Regions from separate parts of the Mus musculus genome. Here regions 2 and 3 are each linked to region 1. A link is a loop called in an ENCODE intact Hi-C map of the cell type or tissue named here. Cell type or tissue: left cerebral cortex. All regions are shown on one strand.

What was found. Peaks named below come from ENCODE experiments on the same cell type or tissue, not always from the same donor. Only the 100,000 strongest peaks of a DNase experiment are listed, where the experiment ranks them.
Region 2: it touches region 1 in a loop (2.4-fold over the local background); 1 of 42 quality-filtered maps calls a loop at or near these places.
Region 3: a loop joins it to region 1, with 2.2 times the contacts of the local background. A loop is called at or near these places in 1 of 42 quality-filtered maps.

The regions. Positions count from the first base shown.
Region 1 is chr1:192,708,857-192,716,856 of GRCm38, forward strand. The region is part of intron 7 of Hhat (hedgehog acyltransferase); the gene reads right to left. Among named protein-coding and RNA genes, the nearest start is that of Gm22265, 33 kb to the right of the region's middle. In left cerebral cortex, a CTCF peak has its summit at 3,299 (motif pointing left); a DNase peak (open chromatin) is centred at 3,296.
Region 2 is chr1:192,309,176-192,317,175 of GRCm38, forward strand. All of the region lies in intron 6 of Kcnh1 (potassium voltage-gated channel, subfamily H (eag-related), member 1), which reads left to right. Among named protein-coding and RNA genes, the nearest start is that of Kcnh1, 120 kb to the left of the region's middle. In left cerebral cortex, no CTCF peak of the experiment used is centred here; DNase peaks (open chromatin) are centred at 4,101, 4,247, 6,565 and 7,767; H3K27ac peaks cover 1,027 bases.
Region 3 is chr1:192,328,428-192,336,427 of GRCm38, forward strand. The region is part of intron 6 of Kcnh1 (potassium voltage-gated channel, subfamily H (eag-related), member 1); the gene reads left to right. Among named protein-coding and RNA genes, the nearest start is that of Kcnh1, 140 kb to the left of the region's middle. In left cerebral cortex, a CTCF peak has its summit at 3,916 (motif pointing left); DNase peaks (open chromatin) are centred at 2,468, 2,999, 6,523 and 7,785; H3K27ac peaks cover 3,708 bases.

The sequences.
Region 1 (8,000 bases):
GAGAGTGGAGGACAGCCAGAGCTACACAGAGAAACCCTGCCTCAAAAATAAATTAATTCATTCATAAATAATAAAAAGACCCCATAGAGGGCTGGAGAGGCAGCTCAGTGGTTTAGAGCATTTGTTGCTCTTGCAGGGGACCCAGGTTCAGTTTTCAGCACCCACATCTGACAGGTCCTGACACTGTCTTCTGTCCCCCCACAGGGTCAGCACACTCACCCATGGCATGTATATAGGCAACACACACGCACACACACACACACACACACACACACACGCACACACACACATGCATTTAGAAGGAGGAAGAGGGCATCACTCTCCTCCTAAACACACCTGTGTTTCTATCGCAGCTCACTCAATCTTCCCCCAAGGAGCTTCTTATTGCAGAAAACAGCAATTAGCGCAGAGACGCATACCTGGCTGCAGCCTGAGAAGAAAGGCTGTAAATGGGACATCTACATCATTCCTTCTGAGGTTTGGAGAACACCACAGAAGAGGGAGCAGAAAGAATCTAAGAGCTGGGGGAAGGGTGCTATAAAGGATGTCTTCTGCACACGGCACGGCCACTGAACTCACAAACTCACCTGAGCTCTGGTTGCTTGCATAAGACCTGCACAAGACTGAACCCATCAACGTTCCAACATAGAAGGGGCTGCAAGACCCCACTCCTCCCTGAGGGACCGTCAACGGCTGCTGGGGCATGGGGTCCTTTTCCTCAGCTGTGTACCCACTAATATGTGGTTGGTGCTCTGGTAAACAAGCCCCTACCCTTACTCGTACAAGCAACCCCAGTTAAACTCAGTGGGACACACACGACGTGAAAGCATGGTGGGGACTTGTTGGAAAGAAAGGAGTGTGGGCAAGAGAGGGTAAGGGGGATAAAAATGATCAAAATTCACTACATGCATGTATGAGACTGTTGTCTTAGTCAGGGTTTCTATTCCTGCACAAACATCATGACCAAGGAGCAAACTGGAAAGGAAAGGGTTTATTCAGTTTACACTTCCACATTGCTGTTCATCACCAAAGGAAGTCAGGACTAGAACTCAAGCAGGTCAGGAAGCAGGAGCTGATGCAGTGGCCATGAAGGGATGTTACCTACTGGTTTGCTTCCCCTGGCTTGCTCAGCTTGCTCTCTTATTGAACCCAAGGCTACCAGCCCAGGGATGGTCCCACCCACAATGGATTGGGCCCTCCCACTTTGATCACTAATTGAGAAAATGTCTTACAGCTGGATCTCATGGAGGCATTTCCTCAAGAGAGGCTCCTTTCTCTGTGATAACTCCAGCTTGTGTCAAGTTGACACACAAACCAGCCAGTACAACTGTCATTTTTTAAATTTTAATTAAAAGAAAAGATCTCACAAAATAACAGGACACACACCCAGCCAAGCAAGCCTCTGGGAGATAATGTGGGACAAGAAGAGAGTTGTGCACACAGCCAAGTATGCTGAGACTCTGAAAAGTAAATTTTCAACTGAAGCTTTGCCCAGGAGAGGTGATGTGCAAAATCTATGGCAAAAGAACTGAAAATGTGCAAAATGAACGGATTCTATTGTGTATCCTTCACGGAAGCAAGACTTCTTCCACAAAGGGAAATATCTTCCCAGCATAGCTGATAACTTCAGACATCCCATTTCAATTCTGCTTAAAGGGAAGATTTGCCTATTTCATATGTCTAAGAAATTATCTGTAATCCAGGTCTCTAGGGCTCAAGCAACAAAAACCATGACGTCCTGAGGGCTGTTGGGGGAAGGGGAGATGGTAGCAGGGACTAGCTGGTGTTAGGTGGAAACCAATACCCCTTCCAATGACATGTCAGGAGGGCATCTCTTCTGATCTGCAAGCGTGCACTATGAAATTACCCTCTCACCACATGGAATAGCCATAGCTGACCAGCCAAGCTACTCGGTAGTAAATTCCAGAGAACCTTTATGTTCACACTGCAGTAATCTTAAATAACCTTAAGATTCTAATCCAAAGAGAGAATGTATATAAAAAATAAATTCAGCCATATCTTAACAAGCCTTTAAGTGTTCAACATTTCAAAAGGACGGAAGAGGAAAGGGGCCTGTGCTGTCTGCCGAACATTTGTGTCCTCGTTTTTTTTTTTTTTTTTTCAAAACAACTATCAAGTGTCTCCCTTCTCAAGATGTCACAGAGTTAGCAAGAGCAAGTGGATGTCTTTGAGGCATTCCACTCTGATGGGCACACAGATAGCACAACCCTGAGCCACCAAACCCTGGACAGTTCGCCCATAGGAGACAGGTGTGTCTCCGCTCCACCCACACCAGTGCACAGGTAAGGCCTTGAAAGAGGTGCCAGTACACCCCAGGCATTTTGCTTCCTCTGTCACTAAGAACTGGACTCCCTCTTGTCCACCCTTAAACACTCTGCCAAAGCTCCTTTCTCACAATGCCCCCTCCTGTCTTGAATGCCTGGATCTATCATGCATTCACTATGAGACACTGTTCAATAACAACCTCAAGAAACGGGTTTTTGGAGCTCTTCTCAAGAAAAGCCAGACGCTGCCTCCTTTGCTCCCCTTGATCTCAGGCTATGCCAAACCGAATGGTTCCAGTTGGCCATTCTGTGCCTTCCTAAAAGAGTGGAGTTCAGAAGAAAACAGGCATGTCTTCTGGAGATACTATTGGAGTACTGTGGACAAATGTCAGGGTCCCCAATTAGAAATAAAGGGACTGGGAAGCTCTCACTGCTAACACCAGTGACTGCCACGTCTGCAATCTCTACGTAAAAGCGTGTCCTGCTTGAAATCTATAAACTTGAGAAAATTGAAATACAGATTTTCACTAGAGAATTGTTGATTTTACTGGGGAATTTCGTGAAAAGGAGTCTAAAATCCCAACATGAGGACATTTGGGTACAACTTGAAAGCTGGGATGAGAATGGATATTCTCCTCTCTCTCTCTCTCTCTCTCTCTCTCTCTCCTTCTCTCCCCTCCTACCCCCTCTCTCTCCCTCTCCCTCTCTCTGTCACACACACACACACACACACATACATGTCCACATCATATGCATACACACACACGTACAGGCATATACACATATATATGCATGCATATATACTCATACACACATGTACACTCACACATGCATGCATATACTCATACATAACACCCATATACATACACTTATACACACACCACCACCACCACCACATCAATATACTTTGTCGACTTCTAAGGAGAGGCCAAATATTAAGCTAATAAAATTTTATCTTGATTGCTAGAATTTTTCATCTAAAGACTAGTGAGCTTCTACTGCCACCTCCTGGCCATTTCTGGTATGTGCTCCCTGAACCTCTAATTCAGATACTCGTGCCCCCTCTGTCCCTTCCTGTCCCTTTTCTCTCTCCCTCTTCCCTCTCTCCCTCTTCCTCTCTCTCCCTCTTCCTCTCTCTATACCTCCTCCCCTTTCCTTCTCTCTTCCTCTCTCTACCAGGAAAGGGCTGAGATAAATGTTATATCACCTTCCAGATGCAGCTGTGCTACCTGAATGGGGCTGCGTGTCCAGGAATTGGCGCACATTGATGCTGCCCTCCAGCCAGGAGCCTAGCACTGCTCTGGTGGTCCGTGTACTGACATACAGGGCTGTGCAGGTCCATAGAGATTGCAGACATGGCCGTCTTTGGAGGCACCAACTGGTACTTCCTTAATTTTTATTTTATCTTATTTATTTTTCTGTGTATGGTGGTTGGCTGTGTGTATGTATGTATTCCACATGTGTGCCTGGTACCTGTGGAAGCCAGAAGAGGACATTGGCCTCCTGGAACTGGAGTTACAGATGATTATGAGCCACCCTGTGAGTGCCAGGAATCAAACCTATGTCTTGTTCATTTATAACTAAACACCAATGTGTTTAGTTATAAATCAGTGGTTCTTCCAAGATAACAATTTGCAATCACAAGGTTATAACTAAAAGTCACATGTTCAGACCCCAAACATGCTTGTAAACACATGGTGTGTGTGTGTGTGTATGTGTGTGTGTGTGTGTGTGTGTGTGTGTGTGTGTGTGTGTGTGTGGCGTGTACCCGTGCACATGTAGGGGCACACAAGCTAACACGTGCATACCTAAAGGTCAGAGGAGGACATCCAGTGTACCCCTGAGACAGGGTCTCTCACTGAACCGGGAGCTCACCACATCTTTTGTTAGAGTGACTGGCTAACAAGCCCCAGCAATCCTCGGGACTCTGCATGCTTCTCCCCACAGTGCCAGGGTGAAGGTACAGGGAACCTCATGGGGCTTTTTATATATGATGGAGATCCGAGTTCAGGGCCTGGTGCTTACACTATCAGCAGCTGGGCCATCCCCAGTCCTGGAAAAGCTGCTTATAACAACAGGGGTGTGTGCCTGACCAAGTGCACTGCTCACACTTAACAAGCACCTGTAGAGTCAACCGGCTCACTCCTGTTGGAGGTGCTGGGCTGCTGTGGTGAAGAAGACCAAGGAAGTTCCTCCCATTTGCAGCTTATCTGTGTGGTGTGGGGCAGAGAAAGCAAGGAAGTTTCAGGTCAGACAAGCCCTGTGCTGAGAACCTGGAGGGTGCGGGAACATAGGGAGGCCGTTTCTGTTCGGGTCACAAGGAAAGCGTCTATGGGGGAGTGACATTTAAATTCAATGGGAGTGATGAGAGGTCAGACAGGAAAGGGTGTTCCACCTGGAAGGAACAGCTAATGAAAACACCCAGGTGAGGCCACACCAGCTGTGTTTAAAGATGTGCCCAGCGTGGGAACCACGGAGGCAAGGAGAGAGGCTGAAGGACAGACAAACAGACATGACAGAGACCAAAGGACATGGCACCGGGTTTAGGAAGTGTGGTCTGCTTGAGAAGCAAAGGGATGCTGAAGCTGCCTGGATGTCGGGAACAGGCCTGGCTGTTGGGAACATGAGGCCACACCTTTCTACAACAGAAAGGTGGAAGTCCCAATCAGTGCATTCCTCACAGACGGTTTTAACTCGACATGTTTCCATAAACAGACATGCGTTTGAAAGACTTCAACATAACTTATCTCTAAGAAGGGAAAGGCCCCTCCCATCTGAGCACACACAGTGTAAGTGACAGGTTCATAACCTGCAGTCACAGCTAATGGGGTCTCTGCAGGGCTCTCACGGATCCCCGGGTATTTGGCGGGATGGCTCAGTTCAGAAGGAAGTAGGGGAGACAACCAGAGCTCCTGACAAGTCCACCCAGCAAAGCCACACCTGAGGCCCTGGCAGGCTGTTCTCCCCACCAGTCATGGACAAAAAGTCTTTGGTACCCTCCAGCTGCAAAGTCTGTAGGCAGAGCAAAGCAATGTTTGAGACAAAAGCATGGTGTGGGGCTCAAAGCAGAGAGAGAAGGAGTGTGAAAACTCTCTGCTTTCCAAACAGTTAAATAAAGTGTGTGTGTGTGTGTGTGTGTGTGTGTGTGTGTGTGTGTAGGGGCAGTTACTAAGGAGAATGCTTAAAGCCTCGCTGTGTTAGGGAAGTGTGGGGGGGAACTTTTGGGATAGCATTGAAAATGTAATTGAGGAAAATACGCGTAATAAAAAAGTATTTTAAAAAAAAGCCTCGCTGTGAACAGGGAGGGAAATGCAGATTAGTGAGAAGGCCACTCTGGAACTCAATATGCAGAATTCTCAGAAACGGAAAATAAGTCTCTCATACGGCCCAGCCACAGCATCCTTGGCATATGCGGAAGGGACTTGACATCCTATCGCACAGACACTTGGCAGTGCTCATAGCTGCCCTAGTCACAATACCCAGGTAAGGGAAACAAAATAAACATCCTTCAACAGACAAGTAGATAATAGATGTGGTACATATACACAGTGGAATACGATTCAGCTATAAGTAAAGTTAAAATCATGCAGAAAAGGACTCCATGGAATCTAACTTTGGGTATCCATACAGCTGCGCGCACCAGTCATTCTAGACTTCCTGCAAAGGGAGTGGCAGATGGCAGCTCCCCAGGTGTATGTGACAAAGTGCCTGATGCTCTCAGGGATATCATAAGGGGGTAAAAGATTGGTTTCAGGCAGTAAAAATGCTGGTGGAGATACTAGGTATGATGTGTTGTGCGTCTCTAAGAGGGCCTAAGACATTCCACTCACAAAAACCTTAAGAAATACATCAGCGTGGGGAGAATAGACATCTCCTGTGTGTGCTGATGAAGCCAATTCTCTGGCCTGGGGGACATGGGATGCCACTGGGGGACAATACGATTCTTCATTGTAAAGCTCAGACTGGTTAAGTAGAAATGACATAGTCTGTCAGGTGTGGTGACTCATGCCTTTAATCCCAGTCAGTACACAGGAGGTTGTGAGTTCGAGGCTAGACTATTCCACATAAGCAAGTTCCAAATAATCAACCAAGGGAGACCCTGTCTCAAAAAAAAAAAAAAATCAAATAGTGACAATTCATTTCAAGGCAGTGCTGTCACCATTGTCATGGTTATCACATGGGCCACATGGTCACAGGGCATCAAGACGCTGTAAACCACACGGATGTGAGTGAAGCAACCTGACTCTAAATGAGTGGTGACTAAAAGTCACTCCCCAGGGCACTGTTGGTCTCTGCACACGTGTGAACAGAATGATTTCAGGAGATCTTAATGGAGAGAAGATTTATTTTTGTCACATAGCTTAGAAGGCTTTGGTTCCCACGCATTTGCAGAAGCAATGAGGTATACTTCACATTCATCAGGCTTTCAAAACTAAAAGCCAAAATCAAGTGTCAATGAGACACAAGCCTTGGAAACTCAAACTCTGTTCAGAGGAGCAAAAAAGTGTTACCCTGTTTGGAAAGCTGACTTGTATAAGTATGTGAGTCTGACTGTGCATACTGCACAAGAGCCAGCCATTCCCTGTCCGGGTGCAGGTATGAGAGAAAGGGCTCACACACCCTGGAAGGACTCAGCCAGGTGGCTGGTTTCTGGCCAACATTTTCACATATAACAGTACAAAACAGAATGTCAGAGCACATTATCGGTGGAATAAAGTACTCCCTTTCAAGAGCTCACTGCCTCTACATACACACATACAGAGAGAGAGAGAGAGAGAGAGAGAGAGAGAGAGAGAGAGAGAGAGAGAGAGATACACACAGAGAGAGAGAGAGAGAGACAGAGAGACAGAGAGACAGAGAGAGACAGAGACAGAGAGAGAGAGAGAGAGACAGAGAGACAGAGAGACAGAGAGAGACAGAGACAGAGACAGAGACAGAGAGAGAGAGAGAGAGAGAGAGCGCACATATAGAGACCAGCCAAACAAGAGTCCCCCAAAAGAACTGAGTAGGATAAGGGAAGATCCAGTCACAGTATGTGTGGCCTCTGCTGTTAGGGTGAAAGAATGAAGGACAATGGTTTTCACAAATGGTTTTCTCCAGACAAATCCTATACCTGGAGACTGTGTCCTTCTGGGGAAGTAAGACTCCCAAACTACCTTGCTGGCAGAATAGAGACAGATGCAAACAAGCAAAGAAGACCAACGAAGACATGCATGTGCATGAGCACATGTGCACACACATGCACACACATGCACCATATACTGTATCTACAGGACATGTGTACACCCCATGCACACACATGCACCATATACTCTATCCAGAGGACATATGCACATCGCATGCATATACATACACCACTTACTCTATCTATAGGATTTACTGTGAGGCCCATCCAAAAGGTACAACATTTCACTGAACCCCCACAGTAGCTCTGAAAGGGCAAGTCTCATTTTTGAGATGAAGGTGTTCAGACAGATGTAAGCTCCACCAAAGCTGCCCACCCGTGTCTAAGAGAGATGGGATTCAAACCTATAGCTACCCAACTTGGAAGCTCACAGACAAAAAAATGCAGTCTGTAGGTCTTGGAGCACCTGCTCACAGAACAGCCTCTGGAGCTGGTTAGCAACTCTGCTCTCTCCCACTAAGTGTAACATGGCCTCTTGTGAAGACATGGGCCCAGCCATACTCTGTCAATTCCATCCCAAGTAGGGGGTC
Region 2 (8,000 bases), 400 kb before region 1:
AGTTTAGTTGACAGGTGTTGGCAGTTGATTGATTTAAGGCTGAGAGGAGACTGCTGACTCCATTGACAGGAGGAGACTGCAGCAGGAAGACTGGCCTTAGAAGGTGACCCAGCTTTACACCTACTATTTAGCATGAATGTGTCACTTTTTAAGTGGGCTGAGTAAGGCTGAAATAGTCAAATGTCAGAATGAAATAAGATTTTAAATTATATATATATTTGTTATGCTTTGAATATGCTTGGCCCAGGGAATGGCACTATTTGGAGGTGTGGCCTTGTTGGAGTAGGTGTGTTACTGTGGGCATAAGACTCTCACCCTAGCTGCCTAGAAGTCAGTCTTCCACTAGCAGCCTTCAGATGAAGATGTAGAACTCTCAGCTTCTCCTGCACCATACCTGCCTGGATTCTGCCATGTCCCTGGACTCAATGATACTGGACTGGACCTCTGAACCTGTAAGCCAGCCCCAATTAAATGTTATCTTTTATAAGACTTGCATTGGTCATGGTGTCTCTTCACAGCAGTAAAACCTTAACTAAGACAGAAATTGGTACCAGGAGTTGGGTATTGCTGTGATAGGTCTGACCATGCTTTTGTTTGGAAGAATGTGGATTTGGGGAATTTGGTTTTGGAAAGCAGTGAAATGCTTTAAATGGGGCTTAATGGGCTATTCTATTCCTTCCATTAATATGGAAGACTTTGTTACTGAGAGTGCAGACCTAGCTCAAGACGGTTCAGTGGAAAAGAATTTCAGTATGTGGCCTAGAGACTGTTTTTGTAGTATTTTGGTGAAGAATGTGGCTGCTTTTTGCCCTTGTTTTAAGAGTCTACCTGTGGTTAAGTTACAGAGATTTATGTTAATTGCACTGATGAAGGAAGTCTCAAAAAAGCCTAGCAGAGTCTTTGTTCTCTGATTAGGTCTCATGAAGAAGCTTACAAAGGAAAAAAATATAAAAATATATGGTTTGAATATTAAAGGGGTGCCAGGAAGTGAAATGGATCCAAATCCTGTGTTCTAGGAGATAGCAGATTAAGGGAGTGAGACTTTGGGGCAAGATTCTACCTAGGTAAATTTAGATCCAGGCATGGTGTGGTACACACCTTTAATCCCAGGAGATAAAGCCAAGCAGATCTCTGAGTTCAAGGCTACCCCGGGACAGTGCAAGTTCTAGGTGAATAAAAGCTCAAATCTAGGCATGGTGGTACATACCTTTAATCCCAGCATTACAGGAGACAGAGCCCTGCAAATCTCTGAGTATAAGATCAATCTACAGAGCAAGTTCCAGCAGGAAAGCCGAGCTTAGGCAGTGAGGGAGTTGGAAAACAGGAAGCTCATAATAGAATAAGAGGGCCATGTTCCAGCCCCAGCAAGCAATAGAATACAGCAGCTTCAGTTATATGGCTCTGACTCTAGAGTGAAAAATAGAAGGGACTACTGGGACAATTGATGCTGGTTAGCTGGAGCTAAGAAATTAGCAGTGATTAAGAAGAGACCAGCATCATTGAGGTAAAATCCTGTGGGAAGTGTTTACTAAGAGGACAAAGAAGCTGTGTTCCAGAGATAGCTAAGGTTGTACTTTGTGCTGCAGCTATACTTGGTGCTGTGTAAGAGTCATCCAGGTGGTACTGGTTTTGAAGGCATGAAGGTGACATGAAGAACAGTTGAGGCTTGGCACTGTGAGAGGCCATGGAAGGCCATTGGTGAAGGAGCCCCAGTTGCAGTTGATGGCCCAGAACTGAAGGGGTCATGCAAAGGAGTTGAGGCTTGGCACCATGAAGAGAGACTGTGAGAGGCTATTGGTGAAGACTAGTTGCTGCAGAAGACCCTAGCTTATTAGAGATGCCAGTACCATGGGCTGATCACCAAGAACAGCAGCGGCAGTGGAGTGGATCAACCTGAGCTTAGAGTGCTACAGAGGGCAGATCTGGAGAAGTGACACCAGCCCTTTGGAGGAGCCCAGAAGGTCAAGTGTGGATCCCAGACATTGACACAAGAAACTGTAACATTGAAATTGCCTTGGAGCAAGATGTTTGAGATGCCAGAGGCACAGGATATCTCCTTAGGAATGCTGCTAACAGGGAGTGGAAACAGCTCAGGAAAAGAAGTTCATTGCAGTTAACAAAGATGAAAAAGGAGTTGGAGATATGAAACTGCTTTAACATCAGACATTGAGATGCAGAGTTTGGAGTTTGCCCAGCTAGTTTTCTGTTTTGCTTTGAGGGATTACAGTTAAGTGACTGGATGGATCTCAGAAAAGGCTTAGAACTTTGGACTTTTAACATTGCTGCTATTGTTATAGACTATGGGGACTTTGGAAGTTGGACTAAATATACTTTTATTGTGCTATGGCTAGATATGGCCCCCATAGACTCATTCATGTGTTTGAACAAGCCTATGGGGCCAGGGAGTGGAATGTCATGGTTTGAATATGCTTGGCCCAGAGAGTAATATATATATGTGTGTGTGTGTGTGTGTGTGTGTGTGTGTGTGTATGTATGTATGTGTATTAAATATTTATATATTTGTATGTATCGATGTGTGTGTGGCCCATATTGTCATATGTGGAGGTCAGAGAACAACTTAAAGGGATTTAGTTCTCTTTTTTCCACCATGTAGGTTGTGTGGCTTGAACGTAGCTCATTGGGCTTAGCAGCAAAGTGCCCTTATCCACTGAGCCATCTAGCTGGCTTCGCAATGAATTACTGTGTGGAAGTCTGGAGAGCAGGTGGGCTAAAGGGTAGACAGGAGAATCACAGATCTACTGGAGAACAAAGAATCAGAGAGGGGGCACCCTTGAGAACTCTGAGCACAGGCAGAGTGCATTCTGGGTACCAGAGGTCAAAGGGCAGAGGGATATGTAGGTGGAAGCAGTTAGGCTGCTGTGTTTGCCCCATTGGTACTGACAGGAAGGGAGGGGCCATAAGCAGGGCGAGTTTCACACCACCTCTCACACTGAGCCACGGGGCTGCAGAAAGACTTAGGGAGGCTTCTCCTAAGATTTTGGGTGAGAATTTTCCTGTTGCTTGGAGAAGCCCCTGACTTACTGCTGCTGTGCATATGTTCTGGCCCTTTTAGACTTGAACACACACTTACCCTGTGTACGCAGGCCCCGCCCTGCCAGTGAGGCAAGCCAGAGTTCTGTAACTGAAATGATTGTCGCCTAATGATAATTTTCTCCTGCAGTGAGAAATGAATTTTAAAATCAATCTCTCATTTTTCTACTTCTTACAAGAAATTGTCTTCATCAGAAAACAAACTGGCTTGCCGATTTTGACAGCTTCTTTGTTAAAAGCAGGATTTCATCTTTTCTTTTATCCCAGTGCATAAATAAATCATCCGAAAGGTAACCTGAGGGCAGCTAAAGTCATTACCGGGTGCCGAGGCTTCCACCAGAGACAGAATTGATAGAAAGGAGCAAACTCCTCAGCTTGGTTCTTAGAGGAGGAGCAGGACAATAGGACAACGTCAAGTTGGCAAGAGCTAAGAGTAAACCCCAGACCCCAGACTCCAGACCCAGAGGCCCTTAAAGATACCATCTGCATGGGGTGGGTCTTTGTGAGGATTAAGAGCTACCACTGTGTGTATGAAAGTGCTTTGTAATCCATGAAACACAACTCATTGTTATTATTAGAACTTGTGGGTGGTGTTTTGGGAAAAATAAGTAGATGGGGAGGGGGAATCTGCTTTGAAGCTGGATTGGAAGAATGAACCACCAACGCATAAATAGTTGATTGTACCTGCAAGGTCACGACCTTGCATCCAAGTGAAGTTTTAAAGGCGGTAATGCTATTTCAGTGCTTTCTCTTGACCCATAGAGGTTCCTGTTGTGTGCTCATCAATGAATCGGATGCACATGAAATCTGTCAAAAATGTGCAGCATTTTAGAAACTCTTCCAAATCATGAAATAACCTATTCTGGGGGTGGGGGACAAATAAACCTGTCCTGATTTATAGAATTTTCTAACTCCGAAGTATAGCTAAATGTCCTGTAGCTGACCCCAGGCTCCCCACAGGGCTTCCCTTGAACACCAGCCTGGAAGCACACAAACAGGGTTATGTAAGCTGAGCACCATGCAGACGCAGATGGGAGCAACCTTGAGTGTAGAAGACCGTACACTGGAATGCAATAGAGAGTAATGTGCTTTAGTAATTACTACTTTTGATTTGGGACAAGGCCTGTTTGAAGCTTATATAACTTTATTTTATTTTAGTTTAGTTTAACAATCAGCTCCAAATATCTCTGAAAAACTTAACAACTGCTCCCTAGAGCTGGCTCAGGCACACAATGAATAATGGCAGTCAGAAAAGGCTGAGACATTGAGCACAAGGAAAAGACCGCAAATAAAGCCTCATGGAATCAAGCTGTTGCTCCGACGACTGTAAAATCTTAAATGCTTCTATTTAGCGGAGAATAAAGACTTTAAATAATGAAATAAGCCTTCGGCCGGAGAGCAAGGCAGTTAAAGCTGCACCCGTCCTTAAAGAGAGGGGAAAGACAGGGAAAATGGAAGCAGACATTAAAGAAATGCTAAAAAATAAAAAAGCAAGATAAGTGGCTTCAACGACACTTGCTCTCCAGATTGATAAGACCTCAGTGAGCTTGTTCCAGGAAGAGAGAGGGGCAAATACCACAGAGAAGAAAACTGAGCAGTTGCTTAGAGCATAAGAGACAAAGAGGGCCTGACAGCGGCCGTGTGTGTGTGTGTGTGTGTGTGTGTGTGTGTGTGTGTGTGTGTAAGCCATGGTGTTTCTAGGAGGAATAATAAACAGACTCAACTACAAGAGAAAGCCCCAATCCAAACAGTCCTAAAGTCACTCACAGTCACGTTCAACGTGTTTCTAATAAAATACGAGCATTGTTTCAGCACCAATGTTGTGTTTTATAAAAAAGATGGAAAAAAGGAAGGAATATGTTTGGTAAAGGTACAGCATGGTGTGGGGGAGGGGCCTCTGCGGGCCCATGCTGACACACCCCTCCCCTGCCTCCCCCCCCCCCCCAGAGGTCCTAATGACAGTAGAGAGATAGAGACAGAGACAGAGAAGAAGGAAGAGGAAGAGGAGTAGAGGCTGGCCATGAGCACGTGGAGAGAGGGGGAGGGCAATGGGGAGGAGGGGAGGAGGATAAGGGGGCAGGAGCCAGGGGAGAAGAGGGCAAAAGGGCAAGAGAGGCAAGAGAGCAAGGAGTGGGACAAGCAGCCCCTTTTATAGTGAGTCAAGCATACCTGGCTATTGCCAGGTAACTGTGGGGCGGAGCCTATATTAAACATTTACAATACATATATTTATAACTGGCCTGTGTCTTAAAAAATGTGCTTCGTTTATTCTTTGATAATTTATCTTCATCCTGTCTACACTTAGCTCCTCCTAGACGTCCCCCAACACATCCCTTTTCCCTTCTCCCTTCCATGCCTTCTTCTCCTTTCCCCTTTGTAGCCTGCTGGAATGTCGACTGGTCTTGTTGACTTGATCTTGTCCAGGTGACCATAGCTATAGCAAATCAGGATTGCTGGGGCCACATCATATCCAGAAGGCAACATTTATACGTGCCTCATATTCTTGCTCTTACCTTCTTTCTGTCCTCTCTTCTGCAATGTTTCCAGAGCACAGGTTCTCTCCCTCTCCCTCCTCTTCCTCCTTCCCCTCCCTCTTTTCTCCTCCCCTCCTCCTCCCTCTCTGTCTTCCTCTCTCCTCCTTCCCCCTTCCTCCCCTCCCTCCCTATTCCTCCCTTCCTTTGCCCCTCCCCTCCTCCTCCCTCTCCCTGCCCTTCTACCTCTCTCTCTCTCTCTCTCTCTCTCTCTCTCTCTCTCTCTCTCTCTCTGTTTGTGTATGTATGTGATTCAGATGTCCCACCTAGGGCTGAGTACTTATAGTCCCTTATTCTCAGTGTTTTGGCCAGTCATGATCATCTGCATTAAACTGCTATGCACTGTGAAAAGAAATTTCTCTGGCAGAACTAATCTGTGAGTATAAACATAAACGAGTATTTAGAAGGCAGTTTGATGACACATCTATTTAGAGGTCCCTAGCCCACTGGCAAGGCATACAAGGTCCTTAGCCATGGGCTTTTGGCCTGGTCTCCAGTACCAGGCATGAATTTCCTCCTGTGGAGCAAGCCTGGGATCCAATCAGAAAGTGTTACTCCTGAGAAGGAGTGAGTTCAAATTAAAGCAAGCTGTGCTGGAATGCATTCTAGGCTGGCCGACTGGAGGTCTCCCCTAAAGATAAGGTATTCACCTTGGGTGAGAGAGTTGATAGTTGTTCATTGTTAAAAAAGATACAATGAAACGGGAGGAACAAATACAGGGACATGCATCATGGACCAGGAACTTTACTCTTGATTGTAAATAGAGGCCTTAATTAGTAGGGACCTGACACAGGACCAATGGACTTATCTCACAGCCAGCTCTTAGCAGGAAAGAAACTGTTTTAACTATAAACAGAACTCTTATCCTGCAAAGTATGTTTCCTGTTTTGGTCTTATTTCAACCTGTAAAGTATTTATTCCAGTCTTGGCCTCACAAAGAAATTTGGTAACCCATATGGTTACCCCATATGGTTATCCTATATGGTAACTGTATATGACTAACCCATATGGTTACCCTGTATGGTTACCCTATATGGCTACCCCATTTGGTTACCCCATATGGTTACCTCATATGGTTACTCATAATGGTCATTGCAGTATTGCCTACTCATCTTTCCTGGGTGTGTTTTGTGGTGTTTACAGGTCACTGCTGGATAGTACTGTTAATGACTGTATTTCCCCAGTGGCCTGTACAGCATCACTGTGGTTTTATATGAACTTTTTCAGAGAATAGAAACAGAACACACAGTATAAATCCATGCTGTAAGTCCAATTAACTCAAAAAAAAACAAAACAAAACAAAAAAAACAAACCAACAAAGTACACAGGTTAGCTGCTGCAGGAAGGCAAACAGATGGAATCTGTGACCAAACAAGGGATTGGGAAGGCTGCAGCACAGAAGTCAAGCGTCTAGATTCAGTTGATTTGTTCCAATAATACATGGGGGTTTCAATATTAGAAAATGCAGAAATAGAATTTATTACAGTAAAAGTGAAAGTAGGCAATCTGGATGATTATCTCACAATTTAGAAAAGCCACTTTATTAAAAGTCAATATCCTTCCTTAACTAAGAAAATTTAGCAAATTGGGATAGAAGGGTGCCTTTAATTTGATAAAGATCAATATGTACCCAGAAATCTCTGAAGACATTATTTTAATGAGGGATATCTTAGAAACATTTATAAAATGAATTGGGAAGATGACAGTGATGTTTACTGTCCCTGCTTAAAGTCTAGACTTTACTAAAAGTACTTACTGGGCACAGTGCAAGGAAATGAATGAACATACCAAACACTGGTGGGAAGAGACTAAAGGAGAAAAATGATATGGGAAGGTTTCCTCCGACAGTTACGAGAGTTGTCAGGACAGCTTGGTTTGCAAGTACTGTGCTGTTGATGTAGGATAGATAAAACTCTGGAGGGGGTGATGGGAGACAGACAGACAGACAGGCAGACACACACACACACACACACACACACACACACACACACACACACACAGTCAGAGAGAATGAAGGTGGCTGTGCAGGGACAGAGCCTAGGATTTTGCATTCTGACAGCCAAGTTACCGCCCCAGCACCAGCCAGGTGTGGTAGTGCACGCCTGTAATCCTGGGAGGTAGAAGTAACAGGATTGGGAGCTCACAGCCATCCTTGGATGTGTAGAGAGTTTGAGGCTACCCTGGAGATGACTCACAAACCTGACACACCAAAAGGGAAAGGTGGCAGTGCGGGCTACTGTGGAAGAGGGGCTCACTTAGCAGGCCTTTGTGGCATGCACACTGCTCACACAGTAAAGGCTAATGCTTCTGTCTTACCACACACAAAAGTAAAAATGCCAGGTAAATTCTTGGCAAACACGGAAGACAAAACTTTAAAGTTTAGATGACGTTAAACTGCCCCGTCTTTCAGATATGCTG
Region 3 (8,000 bases), 380 kb before region 1:
TTCACTAGAACTAAAGCTTAACATGTGCAGCATGGTCAAGTTTAAAGTGTGTTTTACTACAGCAAAATCAGTGCATTCTGCTTTCTTCTCATTTTCCTCATGTGTTAGTTAGTGTGCAGCACATGAGAGCTGGGACCAGGGTTGGTGTCTGTCTGTCAGTTTGTTCTGTCCCTGGGATGAGACATTCACATACTCTCTTCCTTCATCTTTCAAGTATGGATCACAGGCCTGGTGACCTCTGGGTCCTCTGGTGGTCCTAGCACCCCTGAATCCTTGTGCGTGGACATCTGGCAAGGTCGGTAGTTTCTTTTAGCCACTGCTCTTTACTGGTGATGCCTGCTGTTGGCTCATCTGCTGCCTTTGCAGCCCTGGACTCTGCTCTGCACAAAGCTGGGGTTGCTTCTGAGCGTCACCAGGAAGATTCCTTAAGTCACTGTCTCAGTCAGGGTTTCTATTGCTGCAATGAAACACCATGACCAGAAAGCAAGACGGGCATGAAAGGGTTTCTTTGGCTTACACTTCCGCATTGTAATCCATCATTGAAGAAAGTTAGGACAGGAACTCAAACAGGAACTTGGAGGCAGGAGCTGATGCAGAGGCCATGGAGGGGTGCTGCTTACTGGCTTGCTCCCCATGGCTTGCTCAGCCTCCTTTCTTATAGTGGTCCCAGAGATGGCACCACTCACAATGGTCTGAGCCCTCCCCTGTCAATCACCAATTAAGAGCATGCCCTACAGGCTTGCCTACAGTTTGATCTTAAGGAGGCTCCCTCCTCTCAGATGACTTTAGCCTGTGTCATGTTGACATGAGCTATCCAGCACAGTCACTGTTCATGAGTATAATCATGACTTCAGAAGACACGTGTGGATGACCCTGTTGTTGCTGCCAGCACTTGCTCTGGACATTGCATGGCAACCTTCAGCGTGTCCTGTGGGACATTTTCTTGTGGCCCCGTGACTGTGCTGAGAGCTATGTGAGAAGGGACAGGTGGCACTTCCACTGCTTATCGCTAAAACCTTACAAGCAACCCTTAGAAGATGAGTGGATGTACCCTGCTACCTACAGACAATGGCATGCCATCCACTGTCCATGGAAAGTCATGGAAAGACCCAGGGAAACCTTGAAATCTGTTCCTTAGAAATGGACTCAGCTGTCCCTGGCTGCATGCTAGATGATGATTTCAGGATAGAACGTTCTGGAAAGGACAAAACCACAGCAGTGGTAATAGAAGGTTGTGTGTGGTTGGGGCTGAGATTGGAATTTTAGAAGGTTGCTGCATTTGGATAGTTCTTTTCTCTTCTCTGAGCAGCAGTGACCTCATCTAGGGTCAGGCTGAAACTCTGGGGAGCCTTTGAGTGTTCTATAATAGCCACCACGAAGGCTGAATCTGACCCTGCTGTCTCTTGGGCCTAGTATGCAGGGGAACTGTATATACTGAGTGATGGTGGCTCTCTGTACTTGACTTCCAGAGACCTCAGAACTGTGGGTTTTTTTTCCAAAAACCTCTGAAGAGAACCATTTTTCTTCATAATATTCCCATGGAGACTTATACTCAGAGGTTAGAGAGCCACAGAGTGGAGCCCTGTATGTGTTGGTTCCTTCAGGGAATGAAGATGGTAGACTGATTCTTACCCAGCATTCCCCTGTGGTGGTAGACTGATTCTTACCCAGCATTCCCCAGGGCTGTCAGAGGAATGGCCTCTGAGATCTTGAGTGGTATCAATGAAGGACAGTCAGCATTAAAATCATGAATGAAAAGAATGGAAACCACAAAGTTGGAAGGTCCTTCTTACCTCAGCCTTGGATTCCAAGAGCCCCTGTTGTCCCCTGCCTTTTTGGAGTAGGCCTTTTCCTGAGGGACAGGCTCCACCTGAGGCTGGCACCTTGTCCAATGTTTTCCTTCTTTCACCTTGAGACTGCTGGGGAAATTCTAGTTTCTTAGGGACCATTGCTTAACAGACTGAGAGCCAAGGAGGGGACACAGCTTCTCTTTCTCTTTCTTTCTCTTTCTCTTTCTCTTTCTCTTTCTCTTTCTCTTTCTCTTTCTCTTTCTCTTTCTCTTTCTCTTTCTCTTTCTCTTTCTCTTTCTCTTTCTCTTTCTCTTTCTCTTTCTCTCTCTCTCTCTCTCTCTCTCTCTCTCTCTCTCTCGTGTCTTCATTTTAGCCAGGATGGTTCCATAACATTGCAGCTCCACCCTCACTGACTTAGCCCAGGGGCTCAGGCTGCTGGTCTGCACTTGGCAGTACCACACTCCTGCGTTACATTCCAGAAAACCCGTCACCCATCTAAACTAGCTGCTGGACTCCTCCTCTTGACTGCCCATCCTCCAGGGGATCTGTGCCACAAATACCTGGTGTTTGGTAGGAGGCCACCTGATTGGGGGTTCTTGCCTTTTTGCCTGCACCTTGATGTTTGGTCAGGATGAGACTGGCTGGAGTGGCTATGTTCAGACAGGGCATGTGTGAGACTTTTAAATCTAAAGAGGCTGTGTAGGGAATGGTCCTTGCCTCTCTGCTGCTTCCTAGAATACTTTCCTAACCGCAGGAGAGTGTATATTTTGTATATAAAGCCAGGAGAGTGATAAGGGACCAGTGTTCTCCTCTGGTCACAGTCCTGGGGACATCTATGACTCTTAGGAAACTCACTTGGCTTTTCACCCACACCAGACTCTGACCTGTGTTATCCCTGAGATTTAAATCAAATTAGCCTAAAGAAATTAAAACCATAGTATCTAGGCTTCAGGTGGCTGCATTGCTTCCTTTGAGATGAGGGAGAAAAAACATTCTAGGGCACTTGGATTCATCTCTTTTGTAGAAGAAGAAAGCTGAATTTAGTATTCTGAGCGATGAACATGTTGCATGATAAATCCAGAATTTCTGTCCCTTCTCCTTTGGGTTTTTTTTTTTTTTTTTTTTGTCAACAACCAAGGGTTTATTTCCAGTATCTCCATAAGGGGAAGCTTGATGGTGTAAATCCACGAGGGAGCACAGTTTGCTCCATGCCTCTGAGTAAGCACGAGGGACGTCCACAGTCTTTGCAGTGATTTCTAAACTTCCTCCTTGACTGTTTTCTGCAGCGACTGCAGATGTGGCTTTTGGACGACATTAGTGGAGTAAACAGATAGAAGGGTGCAGGCAATCCCATTTTTTGGTTAAAAAGCTCCCCTTGGGCTCAATAGCCACATCCTTTCCCTGAGTACGGTCAGCAGACCTGCTATGTGAGCCAGGAGTAGTCCCCTGTGTGCATGGTCTTGGGCCTCCTGCTGAATAGACTGCAGGTTGCAGATACAGTTTGCTCCCAGTGCAGTTTACGTTCTGTTTGCTCTGGGCTTGGCCTCAGGCAGTGTGAGGGCAGGGATCAGGCTGCCCTGTTTTCCTATCATTTCTCCGTTCAGAATGTGTCTTCTTTCCCCAGGTTTCAGAAAATAACCACTGGATTGAATTAAACATGGCCGAAGTACAATATTGCAATGAGTAGGGGGGGGGGGCAAATTAAATTTCAGCTTCAGAAAGCAACTTCCAATGAAACCTGGTAAAACCAATTTATCCCATTATCAACAGAAATGGCTCCGAGTTCCAATAGTATGAACATTCTTGAAGTCAGACAACACACAATTTTTGTTAATAAAGTAGTAAATCTTTGTATTAGCCAGGCTTTCCCAGAGGAGAGCCAGTGGGGGCTGGTATATGCGGCTCATGCTTGCTTATGGCATGTGTGAGGTCTTGGGTTCCATTGCCAGGGCCATATAAATGGCTGTGCTGTGGCATGCCTAGCATCCAGCACTTGGGAGGTAGACTCCAAGGAGTCACAAGCTCCTGATCCTATGACTCCTTGGATCTACCATACTGAGTTCAAGGCCAGTCTCTGTTACATGAAACTAGAAAAAGAGGTTTGGGGAGAGAGAGACCTCTAGTGGCAAAGTTGTGTATTTATGTAAATATAAATATAGGTATAGACACACACACACACACACACACACACACACACACACACACAAAAGGATGGGTGTGTCAAGCTAACTCTCATGGTCACAGAGGCTGAGCAGGTCCATAGTGGTGGCTGCCTACAAGCTGCAGAACCAGCAAAGCTGGTGTATGGCTTCATCTAAGAAATCAGAAGTCTGAGAGACCCAAGGTATAACCTCAACTCCCTCAGCTTGAGACCAAAGACCTGAGGGACCTCCACTCATTGCCCCTAGTGCAGATTTAAGTCAAAGGTTAAAGATCATTGGTCCAAGCCTAAAAGTGGCATCAGACAGCACACTGACTTGGGAGGGAGCCCATAGAGGGATGGAAGTTGCCTTCCTTTCTTCCTGTTTGATTTTTTTTTTATTCATTCAGGTGCTTAGACATTTAGTTGGTGCTTCCCAGAGTCTGAGCAGGTCTCTGTCACTCAGTTCACTGACCCACATGCCCATCTCCTCTGTAAACACTCAGACACACCTGGATGGGTACTTTGAACATCCTTCAATCTCTCAACATGACCCCCTACATCAATATCACAATCCTTTTAGCAGACCTCTAGGTTCAGTATCACCACAGTGTAGGTTTCCACTCAACTACACCACAGAGTGTCTGTGAGGAACTGGGACTCACATGTTCACCTGAAGAGTAAGTCTATGGTGAACTTGGTAGGTCTCAGGAATCCGGTAATGTCCTCAGTGCCTGGAGGGCTAATGTAAGAAATCACATCTCTCATTGGCACTGTCCTTCTAGACCCAAGAACGTGTCAGTCTACAGCAGAGCAACAGAGTGTGGCATGCCCTTTACACCCCAGGGTGCTTTACCATTGCTTCTGTCTGGAGCTTGTTTTTCTTAGACCATCTCATGGCTCACACCCTGTCTCCTGTGGGCCCTTGCCTTGATGCCACGGCCTCCTAAGTGACATTGGCTGGCCACCTTCCTGCTACTTCTGTGCGTAGGTCGTGCCTGCTCTGTTAGCATACCGTCATGTAGCAGCTCTTACTTTAGAGTTTTATCCTATTATCTGTCTCTCTTAATTAAAAATTCTAGGAGGGTGAAGGTCTGGGTCAGGTTTGTCACTTGTCTGTCTCCAGTGCTTGAAGTGTGAGTGGGAACTCCATAAGCATTTGCTAAGCTTGGTGTGGTTCAGACCTCTCATCCTACCTACTTGGGGGACTGAGGCAGAAGGATTCCAAGTTGAAGGCTTCTCTGACCTGCAGAATAAGTCCAAGGCCAGCCTGGACAGCGTGGTGAGATTCCACCACAAGATAAAAAGTGAAAGGAAGCTGAGGTGTGGGGTGCAAACTGTGCCACCCTGTTCTGCCTGAAGCTCCTCCCATCCCTCCAACCTGTTTGAAGAATGAATGAATGAAATGCCATTCACAGGGCCCGGTGGAGGACACAGTTTCCTGGGGGAAGGCAGTACTTATTGTTTGAGTGCTAAGTCACTCTTGTTTGGAAAGATGCAAGTATGGAGCTTAAAACTCGCTGTTCTTAACTTCAGAGTGTGAGGGAGGGAGGGTAACAGGGAAGGCCAGTGCTGACAGAAAGCCTGGTGAGCCGGTGCCAGGCAGGCATAGTCCATTGAGATGCAGATCTTAGACCTTACCACATGAAGGTGAGGAAGCACGAGACAGAGAAGGGCAGGTGAAGGGGTCTCCAAGCAATATTGAGTAGAAGATGATAACAAAAATTATATTTATATTTCTAATTTGGCATGGCTGCCATCGTGTTCCGGAGCAGATGTGGGATTCTGGTGGAACTATCAAAACAGAAGAAACCAAAAACCAAAACAAAAAACCAGCATTTCAATAATGTGATGAGACTTTAGTGTCTATATCTACAGTAGAAAAATAATGATAGAAGAGACATTGGTGAGTCTAGTTAGATGAGAGGCCAGGGGGCTGGAGAGGTGGCTCAATGTGTAACAGAGATTGCTGCACAAACATAAGGCCCCAAGTTTGGATCCCAGCACTCACATGGAGAACACCAGGTGTGGATGGCTGCACACACCTGTAACCCAGCACAGACGAATCACTGGGGCTTCCTGGCTGCTTGTCTTGCTCCAGCTTTAGTTAGAGACCCTGTCTCAAAGGAGTAAAGCAGAGAGTGGTTGGTTGATCAGGACACCTGATTCCCTCCTCTGGCCTCAGCAGACATCACACGTGTGCATAACTCCCACCCACCCATCTACCCCCCACACACATATACACACACTCACACACACACACACACTTTCACATGCACACATACACACACTTATGCATGCATGCACACACACACACATACAAACACACACAGAGGCATACATATCTAATTAAATGAGAAGCTAGGGGCTAGAGAGATGGCTTAATGGGTAAGAGAGGAGAGCCATACAAACGAGGCTCCAAGTTCCGATCCTAGCACTCACATGAAGGACACACACACACTCACACACACACACACACACACACACACACACACACACACTCACATACACATTCACACAAGGTGAGGTAAGACAAATCTAATGAGTCATTTGTGTGGGCTGCTCATTTAAGTAAATCTTGAAAACTTGCATACCATGAGTCTGAAGCCTGCAGACTGTCCACTTCAGTCACATTCATCAGTGATATCACAGAGGAGCCACCGAGATGTCCAGAATCTGCCTCCCATCAAGGATGAACTCAGTAGCTTCTATTCCTGCTGCTCTGTTCTTCTTGACCCACCTGGGAACACCCAGCTTTTCCTAATGCCAAAATTCCATAAAGCATCCAGGAAACTACTTGCACCGTGAGATGGTTTTAGGCTGTGAGGAGCCTCTGGAGTAGCCTGGTTCTTAAGCATATGGCCCCGTCATGTTTTAATGTACTCAAAGGAAAAAGAAGTTTGGAGTGTTCCGTTTTATTTATCCCATGAACTAAGCTACAGGAAAGTAGGGATGTGGGGGAGCGAAACTAATAATACCAGGATTCCAGCTGCTAATGTGATAAAAGAGGATTTGCACAACCGCTGAGAAACAACATGCTGCTGTACAGAGACACAGCAATGCAGTTCCAGACCCTCCTTAAAGAAAGGAGGAGAAAGTATGCCCTGACCTCAGACCCTGACCTCAGACTCTTCCTGAGCATGTGCTGTGTGCTACACTTGCCGTGGTAAATTAGATTCCAAAATGGGGGCTGCTGACGCTGCTCAAACCACTTGCTTCTAACATGCATGGCAGGTGACTCCTGTATTTGGGAAGATGTACTTCCTGGTGATGTTTTGGGAACAATATCACAGGAGATCATGTGTAGTGGTAATGGACACAGAATACTGTGGACTTGAGGAGGAGTTGGGGATGGGGTCTGACTTAGGGTCATCATGGAAGTCCCTTGGTAGAGTCAGTGACAACCAGAAGGATGGTTAGATTTTTAACAGATGGCAAGTTATAGGTCAGGCCTTCTGGGCTGAGAGGCTGGTCCAAGGAGGTGCCACATGTGTCTACCTATCATGTGGCTGTTGGGAGTATAGCTAGAGGATAGCTTGGCCTCTGAGAACTGAGTGAATGTATTGTGGTGGCCACTGTGATGGAAGAGGAAGGGCCAGGGACGTGGAAGGTGGATGAGAAAGGCGGTGCAGGCACTGGTAGCTGAAAGGATGCCTGTGGTGGAGGCAGAGCCATGGGAGGTCAAAGGGAAGAGCCAAGGAGAGGCAGACTGCCTTTGGGGACTTCTGGTCTACCTAGTGTTGTTTTTGTGAGCTGTATATGAACTAGGAAAAATGAGAAGGCAGTTTTACCCTGGAAAGCATGCTTTTCTCTGAACTGGGACCCTCAGGAGGAGGTGGCATGTGGGTGGCTGCGTACATGGTGCTTGATTTCTGACTCACTCCAAAGACTCCTTTGCCTCCCAAAATAATCTCCTTCATGGCGGCTGCAGATGCTGCTCACTCCGTAAGCTAGAATCCTCAGCTAGGGTGCAGAGAGAGAGACCCCTGTGGAGCAAGATCGTACCCTACCCTATCAGCTGACTGAATCTAAGTATGAGGGCTGTGTCCACTCTTTCCGTGTGGCAGAGT